2 separate regions of the Homo sapiens genome follow, and region 2 is linked to region 1. The links are chromatin loops, found by intact Hi-C in ENCODE. Cell type or tissue: PC-9. All regions are shown on one strand. Each heading gives the region's core, and the rest is flanking DNA. Links, peaks and the distances in the headings are about the cores only.

Evidence for each region. Peaks named below come from ENCODE experiments on the same cell type or tissue, not always from the same donor. Only the 100,000 strongest peaks of a DNase experiment are listed, where the experiment ranks them.
Region 2: a loop joins it to region 1, with 2.8 times the contacts of the local background. A loop is called at or near these places in 2 of 110 quality-filtered maps.

Annotation. Positions count from the first base shown.
Region 1 is chr6:21,792,878-21,808,811 of GRCh38, reverse strand. It overlaps CASC15 (cancer susceptibility 15), which reads right to left. Exons shown (of 12, transcript NR_015410.2): 4 at 6,072-6,155. Among named protein-coding and RNA genes, the nearest start is that of CASC15, 130 kb to the right of the region's middle. RefSeq lists an enhancer at 10,353-10,950. In PC-9, for the core only: no CTCF peak of the experiment used is centred there; a DNase peak (open chromatin) is centred at 7,671; H3K27ac peaks cover 1,401 bases.
Region 2 is chr6:21,724,357-21,740,290 of GRCh38, reverse strand. All of the region lies in intron 2 of CASC15 (cancer susceptibility 15), which reads right to left. Among named protein-coding and RNA genes, the nearest start is that of CASC15, 66 kb to the right of the region's middle. RefSeq lists an enhancer at 565-1,487. In PC-9, for the core only: no CTCF peak of the experiment used is centred there; a DNase peak (open chromatin) is centred at 8,430; H3K27ac peaks cover 2,563 bases.

The sequences.
Region 1 (15,934 bases), core at 2,975-10,974:
CCGTTCAATCCCGTAAGTGCTCTTGGTCAAAAACTAGGTCATAAACTTATCCACTGAGAAGCGTTTACTGTTGTTTCAAATGGCGTATTCTGTTCAAGAGGTTATGATAACAAAAGAAGAGCAGCAAACAGGCTTTCAAGTTGGGGCATGTGGTTGCCAGGTTAAAAAACTGGCTCCTTACCTTATCTTAGTTCAGCTCTTTTAGATTCAAACTACTGGACTCTGGCCATTTTCTGGACTGATACAAATCATTTCTAGAATGACTAGATCAAATTTTATTTACTCTGTTTCCAGCTTTGAACTAACAGTTCCAAGCCAAAAAAAAAAAAAAAAGTTGCTGTTTCAGAAAGTATTGGCAAGATTCTCCCACTACCAAAGTTTACAGCATGGTTATACCCTGCCCCAGGAAGAAGGATGTGGCGGGATGGGGGTAAGGGAGGGAGAGAAATGGAGGAGGGCAGCTGTTTGTTCAATAAACTGCAGCAGAAAACCGCCCACATCCCATACTGTTTCTTCCACACCCCCAGCAGAGAAGCAGGAGGTGGCAGCATGAGAAGTCATTCCTCCAAGGCGAATCGTGCTGGCTGGCTGGCTTTCTGCACTCCCACATAACTGACCACGGTCCTTTCTGATTCACCCATGGAGCACAAGGACAGAAGCCAAAGGGTTTGTCTCTGCTTCCTGGGATGTTGATTCCTGCCCTGATGGAGCCCAGGAGATTTACGCCTCCTCCCCACCCATCCTCACCCTCACGTCCAACTACCCCACCCTCCTTCCCCAGTGTTTCTGAGCTCTAAGGCACACAGGGCTGCATTACAAAAGTACTCAACTAAAAGGTGTATATTTTGCATCCCACACCTTCCAAGAATATGCTGAAACTCCTCTCCACAAAAAGACACAGCTGTGGTCAACAGTCCCTAGGCTCCCCAAAACAGCATGTCCTCCACACTCAGCAACCAGGCCTCTGCTTTCTCTTCTGGAGTGGGAAGGAAGGAAAGGAATATGAGAAGGCAGGGTAGAAGAGCTGTAGCCCACCCCTACTCAGCCGGCTGGAAAGCTCCAATTTGTTAACCTAGAAAACCCTGGGGCATTGCAATCAAAGAGTGGCTCCACCCAAGCAAATAACTCGGATTATTTTTTTCCCTACTAGTGGGCAAGAAGAGAAAAGGGAAAATAAGGACAAATGTGTTCAAAACAGAAATACTGCATAACACTAACTTGGCTTTGGGCAAGGACCAGATTATAGGCCCAACACCTCCATTTCTGTCCAAGTGGAAAGAGAAACTACAGGGTGCAACCTTAATCCAGCTGCATGAACTCTGTTGCCCAGAGACTCTGCCAGCCCAAGAAGATCAACATAACCCCAAATTGCTCCTCAGTCCCCAGCTGGCCTTTTTTTTTTTAGACAGTTTCACTCTTGTTGCCCAGGCTGGTGTGCAATGGCATGATCTTGGCTTATTGCAACCTCCACCTCCCAGAATCCCAGATTCAAGCTATTCTCCAGCCTCAGCCTCCCAAATAGCTGGGATTACAGGCATGCACCACCATGCCCAGATAATTTTGTATTTTTAGTAGAGATGGGGTTTCACCATGTTGGTCAGTCTGGTCTCGAACTCCTGACCTCAGGTGATCCGCCTGCCTTGGCCTCCCAAAGTGCTGGGATTACAGGTGTGAACTAGGCATGTGGCCTAGTTCTTCAGGGTTTTTAAAGTTCTTTTTGGTAAACTGATTCTTTGTAATATACTGGTCTTAATTATAATTACCGTGGAAAGATCATTTAGCTTCAAAACTCAATGTGAGGTGGTTCTGTGTTAGAGTAGACTCTGCATGTGCATGAATTTTTCTCCTAAAAAGCCTCTCAACCCTTTCTCAAATGACTAAACTGTGACCAAAGAATGGGAACTGATATTGATGTCACAGTTCGGTTAATTGTTAAAAATAAATAAATCCAGGTTTTAGGTAATAAAACCTAAGACCAATAATTCATCTAAGACCAATGCTACAACATGTTGTCCTTTGCCAACTCTAAACGGGAAATACAAGCTGGCACAAGATGGGCACTAATCAAAGTCCTTACGTATCTCTAAACACAGGTTCAATATGACCTAACTCACATTAATTGCCTTGAAGGCTCATCTGAATTCCATGATTTAAATTTAAAAAAAAAAAAAAAAGTTGAATTGTTTTGAAAGGCGTAGAATGCCAAAAGTTGTTTACAGTTTTCGTCAGGTAAAAAGATATAACTGGCCAGGCGTGGTGGCTCACGCCTGTAATCCCACCACTTTGGGAGGCTGAGGCAGGTGGATCATCTGAGGTCAGGAGTTCAAGATCAGCCTGTCCAATATGATGAAACCCCATCTCTACTAAAAATACAAGAATTAGCTGGACGTGGTGGCATGCTCCTATCATCCCAGCTACTCAGGAGGCTGAAACAGGAGAATCACTTGAACCCAGGAGACAGAGGTTGCAGTGAGCCGAGATTGCACCACTGCACTCCAGGTGCAACTCCTGAGCAACAAGAGTGAAACTCCATCTAAAAAAAAGTTTTTTTAAAAAGGCCGGGCACAGTGGCTCACGCCTGTAATCCCAGCACTCTGGGAGGCCAAGGCGGGCGGATCACCCAAGGTTGAGAGTTCGCGACCAGCCTGACCAACATGTAGAAACCCCGTCTCTACTAAAAAATACAAAATTAGCCGGGCGTGGTGGCGTATGCCTGTAATCCCAGCTACTCGGGAGGCTGAGGCAGGAGAATCGCTTGAACCCGGGAGGCAGAGGTTTCAGTGAGCTGAGAACGTGCCATTACACTCCAGCCTGGGCAACAAGAGCGAAACTCCGTCTAAAAAAATTATATAAATATATATATATATATATAACATAGCCATCGTTAGTATAAAAATTGTACTTTTTATTTTAATTTTTTTCAGACTGAGTTTCACTCTTATTGCCCAGGCTGGAGTGCAATGGCACGATCTCGGCTCACTGCAACCTCCGCCTCCCGGGTTATAGCAATTCTCCTGCCTCAGCCTCCCGAGTAGCTGGGATTACAGGTATGTGCCACTACGCCAGGCTAATTTTGTATTTTTAGTAGAGACAGGGTTTCTCCATGTTGGTCAGGCTGGTCTCGAACTCCCGACCTCGGGTGATCTGCCCGTCTCGGCCTCCCAAAGTGCTGGGATTGTAGGCGTGAGCCACCGCGCCTGGCCAAAAATTGTACTTTTTTTGTTGGGGGACAGAGTCTCACTCTGTCTCCCGGGCTAGAGGACAGTAGCGCGATCTCAGGTCACTGCAAGCTCCACCTCTAACCAAGTTGTGGGAAACAGGAAATGTATTGACATTAATTGCCTTGTAGGCCCATCTGAATTCTTTGAGATTCCTCTCTTCCCCTCCCTGCTCTTGGCTTGCTCAGTGTTCTTTTACCTCCATCGTCACTGTGTAAGGAATTATTGGCAACTAGGCAAGAATGTCTATGAGCCTAATTTGAACTCTGCTGTCTTTCCGCAAAGAAACCAGAATCTGAAACTCTTACATCTCAGTGAGCCCCCAGAACAACCAGGAAAAATGAACTCCCAAAGGGGGAAAAATACCCATAGATTCAAAAAGAGATGAGTATACGGTGTGTTTCCAGGTCTAGCTCCACATGGCCTTTATACGCCAAGTACCACGGGATTAATGCTTGGAATGCTCAACATTGGTTATGCATAGGATTAGATTTATAAATATAAATGAGTAATACTTTCAGCTTATCTTTTCTAAAAAGTACTGACATAGCTGTAACAGCCTTAGCCACCAATAAGAAACTGCCTGTTAAAGTGAATATTCTTGCTAGTTTAAAATAGTAGCTCACTCTGCCTGACAAAACCATTTACAACATCTATAATATCTACGTATTCAAACTGCCACAATCATATAATTCATCAACTGAGAATTACCACATATTCTACCAGCATGCGGAGAACCTTTTAAGTATCTGGAAGGACCTAATGAAATGTACATCCTAACCCCAGAAAAGATGTAACTTCTTCTATGAACAATGTTCCACTCAAAATACTTTGAGAGGGGCTGGGCACAGTGGCTCACGCCTGTAATCCCAGCACTTTGGGAGGCTGAGGCAGGGGGGATCAACTGAGGTTAGGAGTTCGAGACCAGGCTGGCCAACACAGTGAAACTCCATCTTTACTAAAAATACAAACATATTAGCCAGGCGTGGTGGCACGTATCTGTAATCCCAGCTACTTGGGACGCTGAGGCAGGAGAATCACTTGAACCTGGCAAGTGGAGGCTGCAGTGAGCTGAGGTTGTACCACTGCACTCCAGCCTGGATGACAAGAGCAAAACTCTGTCTCAAAAAAAACAAAACAAACAAACAAACAAAAAACAACTTTGGAAGGGAAAAATAAAATGAAACACAAGTTCTACAGACACAAAGTTAAATGTGATCATTCAAGGTCCACCCGGCACATGTTCCTTGTATGTGCCATGCTTTTGGTTGGCCATGGCTCACAGTTATCTAAGAATTTACTATATTCAAATGTAGTTTTATGTTTGCCCAAAAAGTACAGCTACGTGTTTTCACTTTCCAGATATACGGCTGTCCTCCACTCCCTTGGGCTTCTCACATGACGAACTTGAAAATAAGTTTCTATGAGACCAACTTGTCCACATCTCTGGGCCTGTTCAGTCAGAGACAGATGTGTAGTGCTCTACAAGAATGGCTACCAAGGCCGGGCGCGGTGGCTCACGCCTGTAATCCCAGCACTTTAGGAGGCCGAGGTGAGCAGATCACCTGAGGTCAGGAGTTCAAGACCAGCCTGGCCAATATAGTGAAACCTCATCTCTACTAAAAATACAAAAAAAAAATTAGCTGGGCATGGTAGCAGGCACCTATAGTCCCAGCTACTTGGGAGACTGAGGCAGGAGAATCACTTGAACCCAGGAGGTTGCAGTGGGCCAAGATCACGCCACTGCACTCCAGCCTGGGCAACACAGTGAGACTCTGTCTCAAAAAAAAAAAAAAATAGCTACCAAAAAAATTTAAAGATTGCTGAGCATGGTAGCACACACTGGTAATCCCAGCTACTCAGGAGGCTGAGGAGGGAAGATCACTTGAGGCCAGAAGGTCAAGGTTGTAGAGTGCCATAATCACACCCGTGAATAGGCACTGCACTCCAGCCTGGGCAACCTAGTGAGACTCCATCTCTCACACACACACACACACACACACACACACACACACAAAGCTAACGGTCTCTAAATTTAAGAAGACACAGAAACAGGTCTGGGCACAGTGGCTCACACCTGTAATCCCAGCACTCTGGGAAGCCGAGGCGGGTGGATCACAAGGTTAGGAGATCGAGACCATCCTGGCTAACACGGTGAAACCCCGTCTCTACTAAAATACAAAAAAAAATTAGCCACACATGGTGGCAGGAGCCTGTAGTCCCAGCTACTCGGGAGGCTGAGGCAGGAGAATGGCGTGAACCCAGGAGGTGGAGCTTGCAGTGAGCCGAGATCGCGCCACTGCACTCCAGCCTGGACAACAGAGCGAGACTCCATCTCAAAAAAAAAAAAAAAAGAAGACACAGAAACAAACATGATTGGAGGAATCTAGGGGGAGAGGCAGAAATGAATGAATATTGGCTTACTAGATCTCCTTTTAACCAAACTCATTAGATTCTCAGGCATAAATGTTGCTTTTTAAAAACCGTGTCAAGGTACATCATGGAACAGCATGTCTCCTATTCCTACCATTTCAGATAAAGTCTGGTCACTCTTTAACTTCTCTACTTGACCAGAATATGTGCTTAGCTCTTAACATTAAAATTAGGAAATCTTAATATTGGCCTATGATATCTCCTCATGTTAAAAAATAAAATAAAAGGAGAATAATCGTACATGAACCAAAAATGCTTACGCTGTAAGAAATACTACCAGGAAATGACAAATTTTAAATCCTTTATAATGTGATTATGGCTACTAGCATGAAAAGGGATTATTCATAACTGAAATAGAAAATTAAGGAGCAAAACTCTTGGTAAGACAAAATACAAACCAGGCTGGCAGCATTTCCCTACCTGAAGAGCACTCATCAGTCATTCTGACTGTCTTGTGATAATGCTTCAGCAAACCCACCAGTGAAATGAGCTTGTTGCCAATTCCTATGAATTTAAAACAGGACAGATATGTCACACTATGCAAAACATGGCATCATGTGATCAGAAAGACATTTAATAATCTGAAGCAGAACAATAAATGTCAGCAAATCCTTTGGAACTCAGTGCTTCTGAGATAGACCCTTTAGGATGTTCCTGAAATAGATTTTATGCACTCAATCAATTTTTGTTTCTTCTGTAGTTTCCATTTGCAAAGGGACCTGGGATGTGCAGATGACATGTGAGTGACATCATGCTTGGACATGACACTAAGGGGAGAAAAGACACATGCAACAGAGAAAAATGCAGCAATGCCTTTTCCAGGGCTTTCCTAGAGAGACCGCCACTGACTGCACCACGTCAAAATGAAAGCTTTTCCCAATGGGAACTTTTATTACTGTTCCTATTAAGAGAACAGAAGGAAAAAAAAAGCAACTTTCTGGTTTTCACAGGAAAAGAATGATTTCCAAATTATGATTTTTGAGAGGGAAAGACTTATTCATGGTAAACATGAAACACATGGTGTTCTCAGAGGGTTTCTGTCCACCCTACACAGTAATATCTCTCATATGAAAGGAACAATTATTAATAGTTAAACACAATACCCCTTAGAATGCACTATATATTTCTGTTTAAAGCCTGAGGTCCCAGAGAGCCTTTAAATAATGATTCCAAAGTGAACTTCCTGCTTCTCACTCTGGAGCAAACAGAGTAGCCACATCCCACATGCTACAAAATGCAGTTGGGTGGACTCAGCTATCAACAGGATATTTGCCCACTGGACCCATTTTCAGAATGTGAAAAGAGAAATTTCAGCCAACTGGGAAGGCCAGTGGCCTCATTAGGAAATACGGGACCTATTCAACCATTGTGGGTTGTTTCCAGTTTTTTATTTGCCCTTGTTGGTGTTTTGCTTTGCTGTTTCATCAGGGTGTGGATCTCAGTGGCTCTTAATCCCAGATGTACAGGAGAATCATCTGGGAGGTTAAAGACAACACCCTTCAATGGGCCACCAGGAGGTTATAATTTGCATCTAGAGTTGAGAACCACTATCCTACCCCCATCTGACTCCAGCCTCACCAATCCAGCCTCCAACTTTCAGCATTGCACTGTATCATTTAGGCTTCTGATGAGAACTGTCAAGCAAAGCTGTCTTTCTTCCTCTTTCTTCACTTTAGAGATTTCCAAGAGGCCCTCAAGAGAGTATCAGTCCATTTTCCATGCAGTGCCAAGGATGCTCTATATTGCTATGTGCAGGCTGTTCCTAAGAATACAGGACGTTCCAGGCCGTATGGGATACGCAGCTCACTCCCACAGGGTCCCTGACTCTCCACCCCACCCCCACCGCTATTCTCATGTATGTCACAGGCTTGTCTTGAGGGAAGGCATGGGATAGAATATCTCAGGAGGTCCTATCCAATTTCCTAGCAATCTGTAACACAGGAAAGAGCGCCCTGCAGTCTGTCACTATGATACAAATGCTTCTCACAAATACCTCAACCATTAGTCTCGCCCTAAACAAACAAACATCATGCTAGGCAGAGCCGAGTGCCATTCCCTGGACGACAGGAGAATGTGACTGCAATTGCAATGCCTGTTGAGTGTACGCAATTATCTTTTAATATTAGCAAAAGCTGTATGCAGCGAGCACCCCCACTCCCACCACACACACAAAAATCCGTATCAGCTGCCTCTCCACCTGACCATTTCTCAGGAAATGAATATGTCAGGTAAATGAAAGAGAGATGGGGTCACCAGCACCTTAGTAAGATCTAATTCAAATCCTTCATTTTTGGAAAATCCACTCATTTAAAACCAAAATCAGGAATTTTGAAAAAAAAAAAAAATTGGCAGCCTTTCAATTTGAAAATAGAGTAACTTAACTGATGAATTAAAAAAATTTATAGACAAGATGGCATTCTAAATTTCAACAAGTATTTTTAAGTCCAAAAAAAAAATCACTGTGTCCCTCCATTAATTCCAACAATAGTATGTGGCTTTGCACATAACACAATCTAAGTATTTATTTGCTTGTATTTTGATCTCAGCAGTGGAAAGTCCATAAAATGAAAGATTCATATACACTAATGGCTGCTGTTTATTGAATGACTGGTACATACCAGGCACTCTGCTAAGTGCTTTCCAGGTTTCATTCCATTGAATTCCCTCAACCTGATGGAGAACAACCAGGTTCTCTATTTTATAGATGAGTCCACGAGGCTTCAATAAATAAAACAACACATCCATAGTCCACAAAGCTAGAGGGTGGCCGAGCTGGTACTTGGAGAGAAGTCTGGCTAACTTCAAAGCCCTCAACCACTTTTATGAACTATTATAGTATATTATCCTTTATAAGTAGGTAATGTACTAAAACACCACTACCACTGACACTTTTTTAAAAACAGGGGGCAGAGACAAGCAACCTGAATTCTTACGTAACTTACTTATTTAAAGACCCTGTCTTTATTTTTTAAGACAGGGTCTCTCTCTGTTACCTGAGCTGAAGTGCAGTGGCGTGTGATCACAGCTCACTGCGGCCTCTACCTCCCAGGCTCAATCAATCCTCCTGTGTCCGGAGTAGCTGGGACTACAGGCGTGTGCCACCACACCCAACTAATTTGTCTTATTTTTTGTGGAGACAAGATCTCACTCTATTGCTCAGGCTGGTCTCAAACTCCTGGGCTCAAGCAATCCTGCCTCAGCCTTCCAAAGTACTGGGATTACAGACATAAGCCACTATGCCTGGCCTGAATTATTTGACTTTTATTCTTGAGGAAAACATTCATTGTGGAGTGAGGGTGAGAATGTGGGATCTGGAATCTTGTCTCTGATATAAACTGACCACAGGCAAGTTATTGAACCTCAGAGAGTCCACATTCTCTTCTTTGAAATGGAAATAACAACGTCCACCTCACATGGCTGTTAGAAGAACCTACTGAAATAGCCATCTTTGGTACTCACTGTTAGCTTTCTTTCTTCTCTTTTTTTATTATTTTTTCTTCTTATTTTTTTTTTTAGACAGAGTCTCACTCTGTCACCCAGGCTGGAACGCAGTGGTGCGACCTCGGCTCACTGCAACCTCCACCTCCTGGGTTCAAGCGATTCTCCAGTGTCACCCTCCCAAGTAGCTGGGATTATAGGCACCTGCCACCATGCCCAGTTAATTTTTGTACTTTTTTTTTTTTTTTTTTTTAGTAGAGATGGGGATTTCACCATGTTGGCCAGGTTGGTCTCGAACTCCTGACCTCAGGTGATCCACCCGCCTCGGCTTCCCAAAGTACTGGGATTACAGGTGTGAGCCACCACGCCTGGCCTTTCTTTCCTCTCTTAGTCTCAGTGTCCTACTCTATCAGCTAGGGATAACAAACTTCATCATACCAACATCACAGAGGTCATTAAAGGAAAAGATATTAGTAGAATTGCTTTGAAAAAAAGTTATGTTTTAGAGAAGCTTTATTTCAGATCATTAGCACTTTTAGGTGTACTGACTCCCTGAAAAGAAATTATAAATCGTCACTTAGTCAACCTGAAGAGCTCATATTTAAGAAAGTAGTCTTAACTTTTTTATTGTTTTGTAAATTATCTTGATTCATATGTTTTTCAGCTCTGAGTTCTATTTTTTTTTTTTTACTTAGTGTTTCAAGGAGTCATTATTAAGCACCCATTAAGTACTCAGGCCCATAGGGAATTTTAAAAGTTGGAAATAGGATTCTTGCACCTAGGAAGGTATGATGTTTGGCTGGGTTTTCTAAAAGTAGGCACACATAAAATGTGTGGATTAATCAGTAGTTGTCAGTGATTAGCATTAGGAAAAGCGTGTAACTATTAACCAGCAGCAGAAGAGGATCAGGTGTGGTGGCTCACACCTGTAATCTCAGCACATTGGGAGGCTGAGACAGGAGGATCACTTGAGGCCAGGAGTTCAAGAACAGCCTGGGCAACATAGCAAGACTCTGTCTCTATAAAAAATAGAAAATTAGATGAATGTGGTGGCAGTAGCCCTAGCTATTTGGGAGGCTGACATGGGAGGATTGCTTGAGTCCAGCAGTTCCAGGCTGCAGGCTGCAGCGAGCCATGATCGCACCATTGCACTCTAGGCTGGGCGACAGAGCAAGATCCTGTCTCAAAAATGCAAACAAAAAGTAGCAGAAGGGAATTTCTTGGTCATGCTGGAACAGTTCTGTATCCCAATTGCAGTGATGGCTACTTGAATCTACAAGGATAACAAAATTTTGTAGAAAAATCTACACCCCCCTCCCTCTCCCTCTCCCTCTCCCCACGGTCTCCCTCTCCCTCTCTTTCCACGGTCTCCCTCTGATGCCGAGCCGAAGCTGGACAGTACTGCTGCCATCTCGGCTCACTGCAACCTCCCTGCCTGATTCTCCTGCCTCAGCTTGCCGAGTGCCTGCGATTGCAGGCGCGCACCGCCACGCCTGACGGGTTTTCGTATTTTTTTGGTGGAGACGGGGATTCGCTGTGTTGGCTGGGCTGGTCTCCAGCTCCTAACCGCGAGTGACCCGCCAGCCTCGGCCTCCCGAGGTGCCGGGATTGCAGACGGAGTCTCGTTCACTCAGTGCTCAATGGTGCCCAGGCTGGAGTGCAGTGGCGTGATCTCGGCTCGCTACAACCTCCACCTCCCAGCAGCCTGCCTTGGCCTCCCAAAGTGCCGAGATTGCAGCCTCTGCCCGGCCGCCACCCCGTCTGGGAAGTGAGGAGCGTCTCCGCCTGGCCGCCCATCGTCTGGGATGTGAGGAGCCCCTCTGCCTGGCTGCCCAGTCTGGAAAGTGAGGAGCGTCTCTGCCCGGCCGCCATCCCATCTAGGAAGTGAGGAGCGCCTCTTCCCGGCCGCCATCACATCTGGGAAGTGAGGAGCATCTCTGCCCGGCCGCCCATCATCTGAGATGTGGGGAGCACCTCTGCCCTGCCGCCCCGTCTGGGATGTGAGGAGCATCTCTGTCCGGCCGCCCCGTCTGAGAAGTGAGGAGACCCTCTGCCTGGCAACCGCCCTGTCTGAGAAGTGAGGAGCCCCTCCGCCCAGCAGCCACCCCGTCTGGGAAGTGAGGAGCGTCTCCTACCGGCAGCCACCTCGTCCGGGAGGGAGGTGGGGGGGTCAGCCCCCCGCCCGGCCAGCCGCCCCGTCCGGCAGGTGAGGGGCGCCTCTGCCCGGCCGCCCCTACTGGGAAGTGAGGAGCCCCTCTGCCCGGCCAGCCGCTCAGTCCAGGAGGGAGGTGGGGGGGTCAGCCCCCCGCCCGGCCAGCCGCCCCATCCGGCAGGTGAGGGGCGCCTCTGCCCGGCCGCCCCTACTGGGAAGTGAGGAGCCTCTCTGCCCGGCCAGCCGCTCCCTCCGGGCGGGAGGTGGGGGGGTCAGCCCCCCGCCCGGCTAGCCGCCCCGTCCGGGAGAGAGGGAGGTGGGGGGGTCAGCCCCCCGCCCGGCCAGCCGCCCCGTCCAGGAGGTGAGGGGTGCCTCTGCCCGGCCGCCCCTACTGGGAAGTGAGGAGCCACTCTGCCCAGCCAGCCACCCCGTCCGGGAGGGAGGTGGGGGGGTCAGCCCCCCGCCCGGCTAGCCGCCCCGTCGGGGAGAGAGGGAGATGGGGGGGTCAGCCCCCCGCCCGGCCAGCCGCCCGTCCAGGAGGTGAGGGGCGCCTCTGCCCGGCCGCCCCTATGGGAAGTGAGGAGCCACTCTGCCCGGCCAGCCGCCCCGTCCGGGAGGGAGGTGGGGGAGTCAGCCCCCCGCCCGGCCAGCCGCCGCGTCCGGGAGGGAGGTGGGGGGGTCAGCCCCCCACCCGGCCAGCCGCCCCGTCTGGGAGGTGAGGGGCGCCTCTGCCCGGCCGCGCCTACTGGGAAGTGAGGAGCCCCTCTGCCCGGCCAGCCGCCCCGTCCGGGAGGGAGGTGGGGGGGGTCAGCCCCCCGTCCGGCCTGCCGCCCCGTCCGGGAGGTGAGGGGCGCCTCTGCCCGGCCGCGCCTACTGGGAAGTGAGGAGCCCCTCTGCCCAGCCACCACCCTGTCTGGGAGGTGTACCCAACAGCTCATTGAGAACGGGCCATGATGACAGTGGCAGTTTTGTGGAATAGAAAGGGGGGAAAGGTGGGGAAAAGATTGAGAAATCGGATGGTTGCCGTGTCTGTGTAGAAAGAGGTAGACATGGGAGACTTTTCATTTTGTTCTGTACTAAGAAAAATTCTTCTGCCTTGGGATCCTGTTGATCAGTGACCTTACCCCCAACCCTGTGCTCTCTGAAACATGTGCTGTATCCACTCAGGGTTGAATGGATTAAGGGCGGTGCAAGATGTGCTTTGTTAAACAGATGCTTTAAGGCAGCATGCTCCTTAAGAGTCATCACCACTCCCTAATCTCAAGTACCCAGGGACACAAACACTGCGGAAGGCCGCAGGGTCCTCTGCCTAGGAAAACCAGAGACCTTTGTTCACTTGTTTATCTGCTGACCTTCCCTCCACTATTGTCCTGTGACCCGGCCAAATCCCCCAAAAACACCCAAGAATGATCAATAAAAAAAATAAAAATAAAAAAAATTTAAAAAAAACCTCTAGTTAACACATAATAATGCCCGCACTGAGCAGGTGTTCACTAAGGTGTTGAATTAATAGTTGAAACTGTAAAAAAAAAAAAAAAAAAAAGAAAGAAAACCAGTGTTAGTTAGAATGTGGATAAGTTGGAACCCTTGGGCATTGCTGGTGGGAATATAAAATGGTGGGCTGCTGTGGAAAATAGTTTGGTGGTTCCTCAAAAACTTAAATATAGACTTACTAGATGACCCAGCAATTTCACTCCTCAGTGGTATATACTCAAAATACTTGAAAACAGAGACTCAAACAGAAACTTGTCCACCAATGTTCATAGCAGCATTATTCACACTAGTTAAAGGTGGAACCAACCCAAGTGTCTATCAACTGATGAATGGATAAGCAAAATATAGTATATATGTATAATGAATATTAATTCAGACATAAAAAGGAATGAAGCTCTGAAACATGCTGTAATTTGCATGAACCTTAAAAACATGCTACATTACATAAGCCAAACAGAAAAGGGGAAAAAAAAAAAAGAAAAAAAGAAAAATCTACACCCCCTTCCAAAAAAAGAATGCATGTAAAAATCGGTTAAATCTAAATAAGGTCTCTTACCTGAGTTAATGGCATTATGCCAATGTCAATTTCCTAGTGGTTTTTTTTTTGTTTTGTTTTTGTTTATTTTTTTGTTTTGAGATGGAGTCTCGCTCTGTCACCCAAGGTGGAGTGCAGTGGCATGATCTCGGCTCACTGCAACCTCTGCCTCCTGGGTTCAAGCAATTCTCCTACCTCAGCCTCCTGAGTAGCTGAGACTACAGGCACATGCCACCACGCCCAGCTAATTTTTTGTATTTTATTAGAGACGGGGTTTCACCGTGTTGCCCAGGCTGTTCTCGAACTCCTGAACTCAGGCAATCCGCCCGCCTCGGCCTCCCAAAGTGCTAGGATTACAGGCGTGAGCCACCACACCCAGCCAATTTCCTAGTTTTGACTATGTACTAAGGTTATGTAAGGTGTTACATTGGTGGATGCTGAGTGAAGGCACATGGGAACTGTCTGGACTATACTGCAACTACCTGTGAATCTTTTTTTTTTTTTGAGACAAGAGTTTTGTTCTTGTCTCCCAGGCTGAAGTGCAATGGCATGATCTTGGTTCACTGCAACCTCGGCCTCCCAGGTTCAAGAAATTCTCCTGCCTCAGCCTCCCAAGTAGCTGGGATTACAGGTGTCAGCCACCATGCCTGGCTAATTATTTTATTTTATTTTGGTAGAGACGAGGTTTCACCACCTCGGCCAGGATGGTCTTGAACTCCTGACCTCAGGTTATCTCCCCATCTCGGCCTCCCAAAGTGCTGGGATTACAGGCATGAGCCACTGTGCCTGGCCACCTGAATCTTAAAATATAAAAATAAATTAGCTGGGCACAGTGGCGGACACCTGTAATCCCAGTTACTTGGAAGGCTGAGGCGGGAGAATCGCTTGAACCTGGGAGGCGGATGTTGCAGTGAGCCAAGATCGCGCCACTGCACTCCAGCCTGAGCAACAGAGTGAGACTCTGTCCAAAAAAAAAAAAAAAAAAAAAAATATATATATATATATATACACACACACACATATATATGTATATATATATATTTATATATGTGTGTATATATATATGTGTATATATATTATATATGTGTATGTATATATATATTTATATATGTGTGTATATATATATGTGTGTATATATATATGGCGCTTATAAGAGGAAGCCCCTTATAAACTGATATGGGAAGATTTCTAAGATGTATAGTTAAGTGAAAACCAAAAGGAAGACACTGAAGCATGCGTACAATATGCTACCTTTTGTGTAAAAGCAGGAAATACAGAAGAGATACTCATATTCCCACAGAGCATCAGTGGACAATGCAGGCTACATCAGAAACAGGACAGTGGTTACCTGCAGGGACAGGGAAGAAGGGACTTGACAGATGAGGCACAAAGACGAAAGAGAGAACATTACACTTTTTGGGTTTTGAACCATGTAATGTAATATTATTCAGGAAAACAAATCAAAAGTCAAAAAGAAAAAACTGATAGCAACATAATGATAATATCAATGTGGAAACCTGCGTGTCAGGTCCTTTGCTGAACAACTTAAATACATTATCTGGCCAGGCACAGTGGCTCAAACCTGTACTGATATAATCCCAATAATATGGGAGGCCGAAGTGGGAGGATTGCATAAGGCCAGGAGTTCTAGACCAACCCGGGCAACATAGCCAAGACACCATCTCTACAAAAAAATTTTAAAAATTAGCTGAGCATGGTGGCATATGCCTGTAGTCCTCATTACTTGGGAAGCTGAGGCAGGAGGATTGTGTCAGCCTGGGAGTTTGAGGCTGCAGTGAGCTGTGATCGCACCACTGCACTCCAGCCTGGGTGACAAGAGTGAGACCTTGCCTCAAAAAAAAAAAACAAAAGCAAAAAACAAACATAAAATTATTTCTAATCCTCAAAAGAGCAACAATTACCTCTTTTCACAGAGGGTAAAACCAAAACTCAAGAATAATTAATTTTTTAAACCTTTCCCGAAGCCCCTGCTCCTTCCATGATAATGGACTTCCCTCCTATTTAAAGTTCGCTGGCCAGACCATGCTACAACTTGGTGTCCTTTTACGTGTTTTTTTTCTCCGCCTGAAACCCCTCTCACCCCTCACCTTACTTTGCTTGGCTGGAATGCCCTTATTCAACCTGAATAAAGCTGAAATAATTAAAAAGAAAAATTTTTTTAACCTTAAAAGAAAAAGAAGAATCCCTGTTAATTATGAATGGGCATAAGTAGATATTCTTTACAAACCTTTAACACCAAATTTCTGAGTAAGGCTGATTCCTAATATTTCCAGAAAATTCTTTGCCAAATATGAATTCATAAAGAGTGATAATACCGTTCTAAAAAATATATTACATTCCTTAAAAAAGCATGGCTTTTTAAAATTTCCTTTTCTTTGAAGTGTGTTTACCTTAAAAAGTGGAATAAAGGGCACTGTGTTCAGAAGAAACCTTAGTCCTTTGATGCTAAACTTCCAAACTACTTTGTGGCCATTTAATACAGCATGGGTTCCTAGAGAGACACAGAGAACTCCTGACTTTAAAAGCTCTGTTATTTACCTTAAAAAGATTTGTCCTCTAGAGGCCAGGCACGGTGGCTCACGCCTGTAATCCCAGCACTTTGGGAGGCCTAAGCGGGCAGATCATTTGAGGTCAGGAGTTCGA
Region 2 (15,934 bases), core at 4,911-12,910, 70 kb after region 1:
TGTATCCTGGCTGAGCTAGCAGACAATTTAAAGGTTTCTTAGATCAGTTTTAATATTTTTTTTAATTACACTGAAAATAATACCCACCCCCAGAGACAAGCATTGTGTTTGCACAAGGAACAGCGTCCCCTTCTTACCAGTTCCCCAAGACCCCCACCTCCATTCAGTCACCAAGTCCAATCTGAAATCCACCTCCTAAAGAGCTCTGGACTCCAGCCACTTTCCGCATTCCTACAGCCACTCCCCTAATTAGGGCTACTATTATCTCCCCACCGGATTACTGTGGAAACTTCCTAACTGGTCTACCTGTCTTCCAGTTTGCCTCACCCCATCCATCCTTCACACACCAGCTACAGAGATCGTTCTAGGAAAGTCAGTCTCCTATTGGCATTAGGATAAATTCCAAACACCTTTACGGAGCTCAAAGTATGTTCAGGATCTGTGCAATGCTCCAGCCCCATTTCTCTACTTCCACCTCACACTCCACACTATAGCCAAGCTAAATTGCTTTTATTCCCTCCCAACACCTCCCACCCTGGACCACCACACGCACACAGTGGGCTCTGGCACATGACCTTGTGAATGCCTGTGATGCCTCCCACCCCAATCCTAACCCATCCTCCCCCTTTTCCATCCTTTGACCCACTCTTGCTCTTCATCAAGTCTCTGCTTACATATGACATTCTCCCAGAAGCCTTTCCTCTAAGTCTGGGTTAGGCAACCCCTGCTCACTCTCCCAAAGCACCTTATATTTACTCGTTCAAATGATTTATCATGCTACACTGCAATGCTATTATTATTTGTCAATATCCCCCTAGCATGGAAACTCCACGAAGACAAGGATAGGGCCTGCAGTGTTCAGCACCAAACTCCCAGTGCCAGTGCCTAACATCATGCCTGGTACTTTGTAAGTGTCCAGAATAAATCTCTATTGAATGAATAAAATTAATCAATTAATGACAAAGTTTTCACTCAAAGACTCTGAAGTCTCTGTGGCAAGTGTTTTTTTGGAAATGAGCTGGGAAAATCACCTTGGAGAAGGTGATTTTAAGCTTTCCTAAAATTTAACCTAGCACATAGAAGGTATTTGATAAATATTTGTTATTTATCCTGTTTGTTACTGAATTGAGAAACAAACAGGATTAACAATGCTACTAGGTATATAAAAATGTAAAGTTTTTTTTTTTTTTATTAAAACTGCTTGTCAGACATTGAATAGGGGGCCAGAACATGTAAATCCAGTTATACGGGTTATACAAGTGCTGGGTCTGAGTAGTCCTTACCCCACCGAGTGCTAGGTGACCTGGATTCAGTATTTTAATTGTTTGCTGTTGCTCCTATTTTATTTACACTACAAGCCACTACTCTTCTGAGGTCAGCCCCACATAGAAAGGAGATTGCACCATCAGTTTTACTCAGATTTGCAAGTCAAAATACGATAACAAGAAAAACTTCAAGTTCACCCTTATTTCTCTTCATTCTAAGCAAATAGATAAACCAATATCCAAGAGAATCTTGCCACTTTGTACAATGATCCTGTGCACATCTGGCAGTCAGCCCGGCCCACACTGGAGTTTGTGTGTTTAGGCTTCCTTTATAATTTGAAGAGCAAGGGTGATGACACAGCTCCTGTGACCAATTCCAGTCCCTGTTTACTATTTGCCCAAGGCTCCTGCCTCAGCTAGACCTGAGATCTGGATTGAGATATTTACTATAAAACAAACCAGTAGTCAGGACCTGCTTTCACTCTCAAAAACACCGGTACCTACAAAAAAAAAAAACTAATCTACAGAAGGTTAAGAGCCCCCACAGAGTCTCCACCCAGCCCTTGTCCATCCTCATCTCCAGTTGTCCCCTGGCCCTTGTATCTCATACTCCAGGCACACTACTCAGGGATCTCCACATCTTCCTCTGTGCTCTGCACAGTCTCTTTTCTATGCTTGGAATGTCACCACTCCAGTCTCATTGGCACTCATTGCCTACCACTCTCTACTGATACTTTTTTTTCTTTTATTTTCTTTTTTTTTTTTTTGAGGCAATGTCTTACTCTGTTGCCTAGGCTGGAGTGCAGTGCTCACTGTAACCTGGACCTCCCAGGATCAGGCAATCCTTCTGCCTCAACCTCCCAAGTAGTTGGAACTACAGGCACACGCCACCATGTCCAGCTAATTCTTAAAATTTTTTATATTTATTTATTTAGTTAGTTTGTAGAGAATGGGGTCTCACTGTATTTCCGAGGCTGGTCTTGAACTCCTGGACTCTCAACTCATACTTAAGGCCCCTCTCCCTGCACCCAAGCCAAATCAATCAGTTCCTCCTTTGTCCCTCCCTTCCTTACCTCTCTCTTACTTAACACATTAGAGATTGTAACTACTTCTCATGCATCTATCTCCCCTAACAAGTTGAGAACTACTTACAAGCAAAAAAACACATTTTTTTTTGTTTATTTCCTCATAAAAATCATAAAATCACACCTCACACATGTTAATCAATGAATGGTTATTTAATGAATGACCCTACCTTATCCCTACCCACAACTGAGACGATACATTAAAATTACCAGAACTTGACTATAATTCCATTCATCATGGTTCTATATATACATCATTGAAACCAAAAATGCAAGTACTACAATTTACTTGCTGTGTAGACTAAGGGTAAATTACAAAATTGATTGTCCTAATGACAAGGAAATCGTTCAGCCTCTGACAGCATAACTTTGAATTGTTGTTCCAACCTGATCAGTATTACAGACAATCCAAAGAGAATTTTTAGAGATTTTCAGTGGCACGCCCTACCTGGCCTTTTAAACATTTGCTCAGCAAGCATTTGTTAAGCACCAGCAATATATGTGTGGCTTTCCATGGTAGGCAAGGACTACCAAATTGTGTTAGAAAAGATCTCTGACCTTAAATGAAGGTCCCTTTCAGTCTAGTAAAGGAACGAAAGCAATTACTTAATGGATGTCATGTGAGTGGTAGAAACAGAGTATTACTGGGATTTACAAGAGGATGAAGGCAGGTGGTCTTTCACTACATATTGCTAGCAGGATGGTAAATGCAGTCTAAGGTGACAATTTTGGCTCCTTTTAGGCCAAGATTTGCACCATTTGTTTAGCTGCAGGTCTCTTAGTAACAATGCAGGAGCTAGGGAGTTAAGATGCCTCTACCTCGAAGGAGAAAGGAGGGTAGAGAGGCTTCTCAACTCTTCCGGGCTTTCCCCACCACGTTAGGTGGTTTACCACTGACGTGCCTTGCAGGGGAAAGTTTAAATCTAACAAGCTTCGGCCGGGCGCGGTGGATCACGCCTGTAATCCCAGCACTCTGGGAGGCCGAGGCAGGTGGATCATGAGGTCAGGAGTTTAAGACCAGCCTGGCCAAGATGGTGAAACCCCATCTCTACTAAAAATACAAAAATTAGCCGGGCGTGGTGGTGGGCGCCTGTAATCCCAGCTACTCAGGTGGCTGAGGCAGAGAATTGCTTGAATCTGGGAGGCAGAGGTTGCAGTGAGCCGAGATCACACCACTGCACTCCAGCCTGGTGACAGCGAGATGCCATCTCAAAAAAAAAAAAATCTAACAAGCTTCAAGATGAAGCTCTGGCCCAGAACTCATCTCCTCCCAGAAGGTCTCTAATGAGGACTGGCCTCTTCCACTCTCACAGCCAATTACTGACTCCCAGGTATGAGCTCCCAAATCACACACCACTAGGACATGATCCCTGCCTTTAAGGTCTAGTGTAACTGTAAATATTTACCACCGTTTGTCTTCATTGCATTTGTTATTGTATGTTCCAAGTTTTTAAAAAACCACTAAAGCCATTAATTATGCTTTCTAATATTTCGCTAGCCCCATTTCCCTCCAATCCAAAATCTCCATAATACCCTCAAACTCAAGTTGTCTCTCTCCCTTATACAAGGTATGGCCCGTGGTTTGCAAAAGATTTATTTTCTCTTACACTTGAAATCTAGAAATTTCCTGCTAAGTCATACAACTTCAAACATCCACCTTTCTCTGGAGACTACACAAATAATCACTACCCAAAGCCAAGTATATCCAAAATGGCCTGTGATATTTCAGAACAAAGGATTCATAAGCAGGAGTTCAAGGATGAATCCACCATTTGAAATTGTATGAAAAAAATCTAATGTGCAAGTGAATATATGGGTTTTTTTTTTCCTTTTGGGGTAACATTCTATTGCTTTCAAGAAATTTTCAGAAGAGGCTATGAGACAGACACACACACACACATCCCCACAGAAACACATAGACCTAAATGAAATCCTAATTTTAGTGAAACATTTTTGTACACAAATGTGACACAATTTCTATTTGTCCAATAAAACCTGTTAAATGTTTCAAAATCTTTTACCACATCTTTTAACTTAAAATATGATTAAAAGGTCTACCTTGCCAGACCAGTGCAAGAAACACAATGACCATAGGAGAAGTAGCAAAGAAAGAGAAAAAAACACCTCCAAATATTTTATGCCTGGAAAACTTGGATCATGAAGAAGATGAGAAAAAAAAAGTAGGTCATTGTAACTTGACATTCAGAAATAAGCAGCAACATTTTATTCTCACTGACCTGTAAGTCACCCTCCAGCTCCGAATTTCATCACTACCTTACAAACGGTTCCTGAACTACCTCAGCATGGCATCTGCTATATAATCTTCTAAAACTAACATTGGGAAACAATTTTTTTTTTTGAGACAGAGTCTTACTCTGTCGCCCAGGCTGGAGTGCAGTGGCGTGATCTCAGCTCATTGAAACCTCCGCCTCCCTGGTTCAAGTGATTCTCCTGCCTCAGCCTCCCAAGTAGCTGGGATTAAAGGCACCCACCACTACGCCCAGCTAATTTTTGTATTTTTAGTAGAGACAAGGTTTCACCGTGTTGAACAGGCTGATCTCAAACTCCTGACCTCAAGTGATCCACCCGCCTCGGCCTCCCAAAGTGCTGAGATTACAGGCGTGAGCCACCGCGGCCAGCCAGGAAACAATTTTAAGAACATAATAACTATACTTAATTCCAAAAATTAATAAGGAGAATGTATGCTGAATAATAATGTGGTGTGAGAGTCTGTGGAAAGACGTACTTGGGTTTGTTTTAAATGAATTAAATATATAAGGCTACCACAGACCTTTACCTACAATGTAATTTATATGGTAGCTGGGCGCGGTGGCTCACGCCTGTAATGCCAACACTTTGGGAGGCCAAGGGGGGCGGATCACCTGAGGTCAGGAGTTTGAGACCAGCCTGACCAACATGGAGAAACCTCGTCTCTACTAAAAATACAAAATTAGCCGGCCATGGTGGCGCATGCCTGTAATCCCAGCTACTCGGGAGGCTGAGGCAGGAGAATCACTTGAACCCGGGAGGCAGAGGTTGTGGTGAGCCGAGATAGCGCCACTGCACTCCAGCCTGGGCCACAAGAGTGAAACTCTGTCTCAAAAAATAAATAAAATAAAATAAAATAAAATTTTATATGGTACAGGTTGTCTCAAAAGAGGAATTTGTATGTGGAGAGCCCATTTTAAATGTGTCCTGCATTTTTATCTGATACTATAGCCACTGGGGATTTATTTGCTTTCATCAGTAGTTACCTGACATCCTTTCTGCATAAATCCAGATAGAAAAGTATCTCTTCTGGTTCTGTTATTTGCTGCTGTAGTTTCCATCTGTAGTGCTAAGATCCATCCCTTATTTTATCTTGGACACCAAGCAAGCTTCTTTTCTTCACACTCTAGTCTCTTCTCAACAGCTTCACAAGGGAATCTCTGGGTTGCTTCAAACGCATCTAACACTTCTTTCCAATTATTTATGTTGGTGACAAACTCTTTCTCACCAACTGTCTAGGGTCACTCAGAGGTACTTGATTTGAAAAAGCATTCGGTTTCCTATCCAATATTTTGGTACCTCTCCAGCTCCCCACTTCAGCTCTGCCGATGTTAGCACATTGTTGAGCAGAACTTGCCTCTTACATTTTATCTGAGATTGGCTATAACATCCATATGCTGAGTTGCTTCCACATTGGTTCTCATATCTGAAAATTGTTAATATCAGCAACAACCCTTAAAAAAAACCCTGTTGCTTTTTAAAAACCCTGAGCACTTATATCACAGAAAGGACCCAATCCCAGATCTGCCACTTATTATCAGTGAGACATCTGAGCAGGTCTCTTAACCCCCTCCCTGAACTTCTTTTTCCTGTCTGTAAAATGGGGAGAATACCACCTTCCTCACTACGTTGTGAGTATTAAATAGGTTCGTGCATGTGAAAGGTTTAGCATAGACACTGGCTGCCCCAAAGCCAGTGCTCGTAAGTGTTAGGTACTTATTTATTCTGAGAGCAAAGTCTTAATTATCTGTGGATAGAGAGGTGAACATTAGCATGAAATTGTGCATTTTTTTTAGGGGAATGGAAACAATTTGCATTTTAAGAGCAAGCAAGCATTTTTGTTTAAAAATATCAAGGGCATATTGTTACAAGCTCCTGCTCTGCAGGGACACTGAGCCCTTCTAAGTTCTTTCCTTTTCCCAATTTTGTTTTCTCCTCCTCTCTGTGAATGAAAACAGCACATAGAGAAATGCTTTGTAAATGCTATAGCAAGATGACCATTTATAAGGACTCTAGAGAAAGTCCTAGGGCAAACTGGTTGCTACATCTAACCCCTTGAACAGGCTGACAAAAGATTTAAACTGTAGCAGCCATGTGAGAAACACACATGTGGTTTTAAAATATTTGAATTCCATTGTACAGTTCTTGGTAAAACCCATGCAGACCAAGGAAGCTGACACATTCAATAGAAGACATGGGCCTCCGTTGTGTCTGTGACCCCTCCAGGTATTTTAAGCACCAGAATCAAAGTACAGAAATAAAAACAAACAAAAGCCCAATATCTGTCCATGCCTGGTCTTACCAAAAAAAAAAAAAATTGTTTTTTTAAAAAATAAGTCTCTTATGGGATGACTGTGGACTTATTTAGCCCATTCAGCAGGATTTTTTACTAAGCTACAATGCAAAAGATTTATTTTGTCATTGTCCAACACCAACAATTGAGGAAACTCGGCCTAGTGCAAAATCCCCAGGAGAAACAATCTACAATTTAATTAGTGAAAAATTGAAGCAATTTAAATACAATTCCAGGCATTTTTTAAAGTAGTATTTGAATAGACAGCTGCTGCATCTACTAAGTGTTTAGGCAAAGCACCATAATCCCTGATCCGATGAGATGCCCAAGGTTATGAACACAACTGTCTGTTGTCAGGGCAAGACCCAGAATTTAAAACAAAACTCCAGAAAGCCTCCCTCAATGCCTGCTCCATCCCCACAAAATAAAGAGATCGCTAGCTAAATAGCCAGCCAGCCAGCTAGCTAGGTAGATAGATAGATAAAGAAAACATTAGTCACAGCCTTTTGAAGCACAGTAGAATGGAGACAGAAAAGGATTTAGAGCCCACAGCACTAAGCTGGAGTCCTGATTTGTTCATTACCTTTTTTCTGTTACTACTTCAAATTCCTCATTTATAAAATGGGAATATTAATGCCTATCCCACATGAGTTTTGAATCTTCAATGAGAATATAAGAAAACACTATATAAATGTTACTTGAAGATGTTGAAATGTTAAAGAAACAGAAAATATAAATTGAATTAGAGATATGTCACTACTGCACCTTCTACCATAAGAACTTTATTGTTTCAGCCTTTTTTTTTTTTTGATGGAGTCTCACTCTGTAGCCCAGGCTGGAGTGCAGTGATGTGATCTCGGCTCACTGCAACCTCCGCCTCCCAAGTTCAAGCGATTCTCCTGCCTCAGGCTGCGGAGCAGCTGGGACTACAGGCGCATGCCACCACGCCCAGCTAATTTCTGTATTTTTAGTAGAGACGGGGTTTCACCATATTGGCCAGGCTGCTCTCGAACTCCTGACCTCGTGATCCACCTGCCTCAGTCTCCCAAAGAGCTGGGATTACAGGCGTGAGCCACCGTGCCTGGCCTGTTTCAGCTTTAAAGATTTATTTGTACATACAAAATATTTTGCCACGCCCAGTTGCAGTCTTGCAAGATGAAAAGGGTTCTGGAGATGGATGGTGGTGATGGTTGCACAATGATGTGAATATACTTAACACCACTGAACCGTATGCTTAAAAATGGTTCGAATGGCAAATTTTATGTTATGTGTATTTTATCACAACTTTAAAAAATTATTTAAAAGCCTTTTACCATGATAAAATCCCCTGGTAGCAAGAAAGAAATCCTCTTCCTTTAATATTTAACTTGGTCAACTGAAAAAGCGAAGAACAAGGGGCTGAGGATCCTAGATGTGCCACAGAGTATGAGCACATTGCAAAGGTATGTACAAATTCTAGGACCTCGGCCAAACTTCCCAAAAGGACTTTTTTGTTAACCTTTGTTAATTGCAAACAAAACCGATTTCAAAATAGAGGTGCCCACACGTTGGTTGCCAAGCCCTCAAACACCCATGCTTTGCACACTTTAAGGGACAGGAATGGCATTTGTGCTATGAGTACTAATGAATACAAATACTTGAAATGATTCAATAGTTTACATCTGAAAACATTTCACAGACTCTCAGTATATGCTGCAACAAGTGCATTAAACATAAGAAGAGCCCCCAAAGAAGACCAAGAATCCACATTAGAACTCATATCCTTCAAGGAGGGTGGACATTCCTGTTCTTGGTGCAGTTAGAGAGGTGTCATATGAATCCACCTATGATTACAAGTCCAGACACAGAAACAGCTACAGGCAGCAGAAGGGAGACATGGTTAAGCATCACTGAAAAGGAGCTCCCAGCAGTCTCAGCTCTGTTACCACCCACCCGCTGGGTTACCTTGAGCAAATCACCAAAACTTTCAAGGCCCCTGTCTACACATCTAGCTCTCAGTGACTCTTTGCTCTATTCTAAGCTTGGCCAGGGAGATCTAATAACAATTTATTAACCCTATGCATTACAAAGTGCAGCTATGAGGAAAAGAAAGAATATTTGAAAAAGAAAAAAAAGAGGGGTGGGCGTGGTGGCTCACACCTGTAATCCCAGCACTTTGGGAGGCTGAAGTGGGTGAATCACTTGAGGTCAGAAGTTCAAGACCAGCCTGGCCAACATGGCGAAACCCCATCTCTACTAAAAATACTAAAGTTAGCCGGGTATAGTGGTGCACACCTGTAGACCCAGCTACTTAGGAGGCTGAGGCAGAAGAATCACTTGAAGCCAAAAGGCAGAGGTTGCAGTGAGCTGAGGTTGCACTCCAGCCTGGATGACAGAGTGAGACTCCATCTCAAAAAAAACAAAAACAAAAAACAAAAACAAAACAAAAAAACACACACTAAACTAAACACCATGATAACAGGGAGATAAGAAGAATCTAAATGACCAAGGCTGAACACCAACAGCTCAAACAAATATCAGGAAAAAGCACCTGCAATAAAGACACACAGCACAGCTGCCATTAGCGAAATGCTAAGGCAACGGAAGCTCAGCTTTTGAACGCAGCATAGGACACAACGCCCCCACCTCCGTGCTATCTTGGAAGTCAGCGGAAACCTCAGCATCCACAGGAACCTGGGCCAGAACTGCGGCTCAGCCCTGAAAATTCTGCAAACTGTCTCTACGGTTGGAACAGAGATTACAATGGTACTAGTTCAGGGCAATCGGGTGAGGGAAGACAGTATAACTTAGTGAAGGTCTAAATTACAAAACGGGGCCCAGCACGGTGGCTCATGCCTGTAATCCCAGAACTTTGGGAGGCCGAGGTGGATGGATCACCTGAGGTCAGGAGTTCGAGACCAGCCTGACCAACATGGAGAAACCCCGTTTCTATTAAAAATACAAAAATTAGCCAGGCGTGGTGGCGCATGCCCGTAATCCCAGGTACTCAGGAGGCTGAGGCAGGAGAATCGCTTGAACCCTGGAGGCAGAGGTTGCGGTGAGCCTAGATCGTGCCATTGCACTCCAGCCTAGGCAACAAGAGCGAAACTCTGCCTCAAAAATTAAATAAATAAATAAATTACAAAATGGTTTATCATCACACATTTCTTTACATACTCTATGTTTTAAACTAAGGTATTAATAATGTTGTAAAATAATTATTTTCATCTAGTCCAAAGTGGGATATTTAATATTAATAGTACACAAAAGGATGAGCAAATCCTCTACAATAAAATAATTGATACACTTAAAAGTTGATGTCAAACTAAAAGACCTTCAACTATTTATTAGATACTTCCTAATTTTATATTTCCTTCACGTGAAATTTCAAACTCTAAGACACTAGGAAAGTTGCTGTTTTTAATTGGCTAGCATTCTCTATCAATGAATAAATGATCACAAGTTGCAAATCTGTAAAATCATCACTTATTAAAATATTCTAAATTGGAGGTGAAATGGTACCATAGTACATATCCTGAGACTGTTCTCTCCCGGGTTCCTGTAAAATACCCATCAAAACAAAGCAATAGAGGGGGAAATCTGATCATGGAGAGCAAAGAGAGGAAGGAGCCATGATCATAACCTGGAGACATGTTCTACCCTTGCACTAATTGCGGTGAGATTCAGCAACACTGTTTTGTAATCACCTCCTGAGTTCCTTCATGAGGGATGGAAGTGAGAGGACTTTCTTAACCTTCGCTGATGGCACCTAAGCAAGAAACTACGTCACCCTGAGAAAACTGACAACCTGCCAGGTCAGTGATCCAAATTCACATCCCTCAGATTTCCTTTTCCCATGCCTAACAGTAATATTAGAAACCACTCAGCAGACTGGTTTCAAAGCCCCAGCATCCACCTCTAACAAGGAAAACCACACGAGATAGAAAAACAGTTGATGAAGGCAAAAAAAAAAAAGAGCAATCCCATTTCAAACTAAAACATTATGCTGAGACATGGACAGCAGAGGCAGAAAAAGAGACCCAGTCAAAAGCCCTTCTTGAACATTTTTTTTAAAGACAAGGTCTCATTAGTATTGCCCAGGCCGGAGGGCAGTGGCGATTATATTCACGCTGTAGCCTCAAACTCCTGGGCTCAAGCAATTCTCCCACCTCAGCCTCCCTAGTAGCTGGGAGTAAAGGCAGGCATCACTACACAAGACTCTGATTATTCTTTTATGTTAGTAGGCCTCAAGACTATTTGCCTTGGTCCCCAGTTTTTTTTTTTCTTTCTTTCTTTCTTTTTTTTTTTTGAGATGGAGTCTCTCTCTGTCACCCAGGCTGGAGTGCAGTGGCGCGATTTCGGCTCACTGCAAGCTCCGCCCCCCGGGTTCACGCCATTCTCCTGCCTCAGCCTCCCAAGTAGCTGGGACTACAGGCGCCAGCCACTACGCCCGGCTAATTTTTTTCTATTTTTTTTTAGTAGAGACGGGGTTTCACCCTGTTAGCCAGGATGGTCTCGATCTCCTGACCTCGTGATCCTCCCGCCTCGGCCTCCCAAAGTGCTGGGATTACAGGCGTGAGCCATGGCACCTGGCCTTTTGGTTTTTTTTGTTGTTCTTTTTTTTTTTTTTTTTTTTTTGAGAAAGCGTCTCGCCGAGCACAGTGGCTTACGCCTGTAATCCCAACACTTGGGAGGCCGAGGCACGCAGATCACAAGGTCAAGAGATCGAGACAGGAGTCTCACTCTGTCACCCAGACTGGAGTGCAGTGGCCCGATCTCAGCTCACTGCAACCTCCGCCTCCCGGGTTCAAGCGATTCTCCTGCCTCGGCTTCTCGAGTATCTGGGATTACAGGCGCCCACCACCACACCCAGCTAATTTTTTTGTATTTTTAGTAGAGACAGGGTTTCACCACACTGACCAGGCTGGTCTCGAACTCCTGACCTCAGGTGATCCTCCCACCTCAGCCTCCCAAAGTGTTGGGATTACAGGCGTGAGCCACCGCGCCCAGTCACGTCCCCAATTTCGAAAGCTGCAACCCTGTTGCAAATGACTTTACCTCACCCTCATGCCTAACCTGAAGTCCAGACATGAATGAACATCCAGGCATTGCTTAGAAGACTGAATGCGTTCCACACACAAAAAGATAAATGGCACTTAGTAAATGCATTGCCAGGCATCATAAATTGGGTTCATTACAATGTACATCAAGCTGCCCTGCAATTTCAGAAAAGAAAGGTGACCCTGCCAGTGTCCAGGGGACTATGAGGCACCTGGGGGACTCCAACATCAAGCCAGGATAGATGCCTGAGATCCAAGTGTAACAGGAGACAAGATGACGTCTGGAGCAAGATGTGACAGGAGAAAAGAAACCTTTCATTGCCATCATCCCTCCCCTAGACTCCAAGTCCTGGGGCAGGTACCTCAGAGAAGTTTCCATCTGGCAAAGGCTGCTGAGAGAAAGGAGTATAGGTGATTATTAGAATTTAGACTTAGGGTTGGGTGAGGTGGCTCACGCCTGTAATCCCAGCACTCTGGGAGGCAGAGGCGGGTGGATCACCTGAGGTCAGGAGCTCGAGATCAGCCTGGCCAACATGGTGAAACTCTGTCTCTACTAGAAAACAATTAGCCGGGTGTGGTGGTGTGCGCCTGTAATCCCAGCTACTCGGGAGGCTGAGGCAGAAGAATCGCTTGAACCCAAGAGGTGGAGGTTGCAGTGAGTCTGGGCGATAGAGCGATACTCCATCTCAAAATAAATACTTAAATAAGTAAAATAAAAAATAAAAAAAATTTAGACCTAGCTAAATCTTGGCTTTAAGATCTCTAAAATCCTAATAGTACATTTCAAACCACAGTGAGGTGGATATCCTTTGGCAAAAGACTATCTCTTTGTAGAAACTGAATACTACTTACTTTGTAGAGACAATTTCTTCATCCTAGGAAGACTGGCCGAATAGGCAGTTTAATTATGCAAAGAGCTTATGAAATAAAGATTGTTACAAGACCACAGCTGTAAAGCCTAGGCAAAATTACATCTCTGCAGACTCTGTTAACTCTGGAGAAATGCTTCTTGTCCAAGAATGGATTTGGACCATATGGTTCCTACAAACCACTCTGGAGATACCTGCATTTCAGCCCTTATTTGTGGATCAGAAGCAGAGATAAATGTATGGAGAGAAGATGTGAAAACCCATCTATATTTGCTGATGGAGGAGGGACTCTAAGTGAAGCCCTACCTGGAAGAAACCCCTGATGCTCTACGTGACTAATCCACACTTGAACCAATGTCCGGTTGCTGGACCTACTTAAGTGGTTCTTAATCTTCTGGGGAGATGCTAGACCACTTTAATAATCTGATGAGGGCGATGGATCTGCTCCCGAGAAAAAGGCATGTGGCCAGAAATCTGCACACAGCTTCACGGGTTTCATGAATCACTCAAAGCCTGTGTACTTTGAGAATGTGTACTCAAAGCTAAAAACTTACGGACCATGGTATTACATAGGGGTCTCGCTAGGGCTATGAATTAAGCTAATAACACTCCTAAACTGTGAAATTATCTTTGAAGGAAATGAGTATTCTTTCCATTAGTCATCCTGAAAAGCGGTAGATCCTGAAAGGAAAAAAAAGGCCTTAGACTGAAGGAGAAACTCTACTTTTTTTCTCCGAGACAAGTGAGACTTTAGTCTGGATTCTCAGGAGTCTAGACATGGTGGGGAATACTGACTTTCACCTCCATGGAAAGCAGGCAGAGCCTGGGAGCAGATCAATCCAAAATTAAAGCCATGCAGATGGCCTGGGCCTATAAATTCCGAAAATAATCATCTCACATCTGGTCACAAGTTACTCTGTATGCTATAATTCTCTCCTGTTACCCTATACCTTTAATAAAGCTATGTTAAATGCTATAACTTACCCTGGGCAACATAGGGAAACCCAGTCTTTGCAAAAAAATGAAAGAAAAAAAAATAGCCTGGCATGATGGAGTGCACCTGTAGTTGCAGCTACTAGGGAGGCTGAGGCAGGAGGGTGGCTTGAGCCCAGGAGGAAGAGGCTACAGTGAGCTATGATCACTCCACTGCCCCTCAGCCTGGGTGACAGAGCTAGACTGCGTCTCAAAAAACACCAAAATTATAGCTTTATCTTAGAAATCGTTGAGGAACTATGAGAAGGGTCTGTGTCCAAACTTGGACTACAGTGATAAACGGGACAGTAGCCCCTTTGTTTGTGTGTGTGTGTGTGTGTGTGTGTGCGCGCGCGCGCGTGTGTGTGTATTTTGTTTTTGTTTTTTGTTTTTTGAGATGGAGTCTCGCTCTGTCACCAGGCCGGAGTGCAGTGGCACAATCTTGGCTCACCGCAACCTCCACCTCCCAGGTTCAAGCGATTCTCCTGCCTCAGTTTCCCGAGTAGCTGGGACTACAGGCGTGCGCCACCAGGCCCAGCTAATTTTTTTGTATTTTTAGTAGAGACGAGGTTTCACCATGTTGGTCAGGTTGGTCTCGATCTCTTGACCTTGTGATCCACCCACCTCAGCCTCCCAAAGTGCTGAGATTACAGGTGTGAGCCACCGTGCCTGGCCAGAGTAGCCCCTTTTGAAGCCAACAGAGTGATGGTGGCTGTAAACCCTGAGACCATGAGCAGCAAACAGCCTGACAGACATCAAAGCCAGTCCGTTCTAACATCCTTCCCCAAAAGGAAGAAGAAAAAGAACTACAAAGGAGGCCAAGGGTCTGCTGGCCCCAGGGCAGGGCTATCAGCCGGTGGATCTCAGGCTGACCTGTGAATGTGATTCCACCTTATACCCAAAAGAGGCCATTGGAATATCATAAAATGATAGATCATATTAAATGAAAAAAGATCATATTGAAAAGTAAATAGAAAACCAAAAAATATTCGAATACATTAATGAATCCCAGAGCTGGATTTTGTCGGGGAAAGAATACGCAGTCTTAATTTTTAAAACATAGAAAACCCAAATAAAATTAGAAATAACTTTGTGTTTAACACTTTATTAAATAAATGAAGATGATCTAATATATAATTTCATGGTAAAATCTTAGTGAAACTGATAGTTTTCTGTAAAGGTTTCAATTCCCAAAAGTAAACCAATATCATAGAAGACATTATGAAATGTGTAAAGGAATTTACACCAACAAAAGACTCAGTGTCTGTTTGGCTTTATTGGCCATTTGTTTTAATTAATTTAACCAGTAATTTTAATTAATTTAGCCAGTAATTTAAAATTACTGGTTTCAAGGACCAAATCCAGGAAGGTTAAGAGATTTGGGGCCAGGCACGGTGGCTCAAGCCTGTAATCCCAGCACTTTGGAAGGCCAAAGCAGGCAGATCACTTGAGGTCAGAAGTTCAAGACCAGCCTGGCCAACATGGTGAAACCCCGTCTCTACTAAAAATACAAAAATTAGCCAGGCGTGGTGGCAGGTGCCTGTAATCCCAGCTACTTGGGAGGCTGAGGCAGGAGAATTGCTTGAACCCAGGAGGCGGAGGTTGCAGTGAGCTGAGCTCAAGCCACTGCATTCCAGCCTGGGGGACAGGAGCAAAACTCCACCTCAAAAAAAAAAAAAAAAAAAAGAGATTAAGGTTACACGTCACACACTCAGTGCATAACTGAGACAGAATTCTGTTTTATTTGTCTACTTTCCTCAGCTAGAAATATGAAGGCTAAGACTGTGCTTTTGTTCCTCTAAGTTGCCTGGTAACCATCATTATAACTTAAACTGAGATTATGGGATGGAACTCTAAAAAAAAAAAAAAAAAAAAAAGAACAACAAATTTCTAAACATACCAGCCCTAATGTCTACCTTTCTTAACCTCTAATGAGTCTACCTCTTTCTGTTAGTGTAGTTGAGATATATGGAGTAACTGAACCACGACTAGGTATTATATACACAGGAGGTACACTCGTATTTCTACTGTATTCTATCCTACTTTATGTAAGTCTGCGACGGGTATTTAGTCCCAAAGTCTTTGATAAAATGTTTTGCCATTCAATATTTGAAATGTACATACACCACTGCATCATGTATTG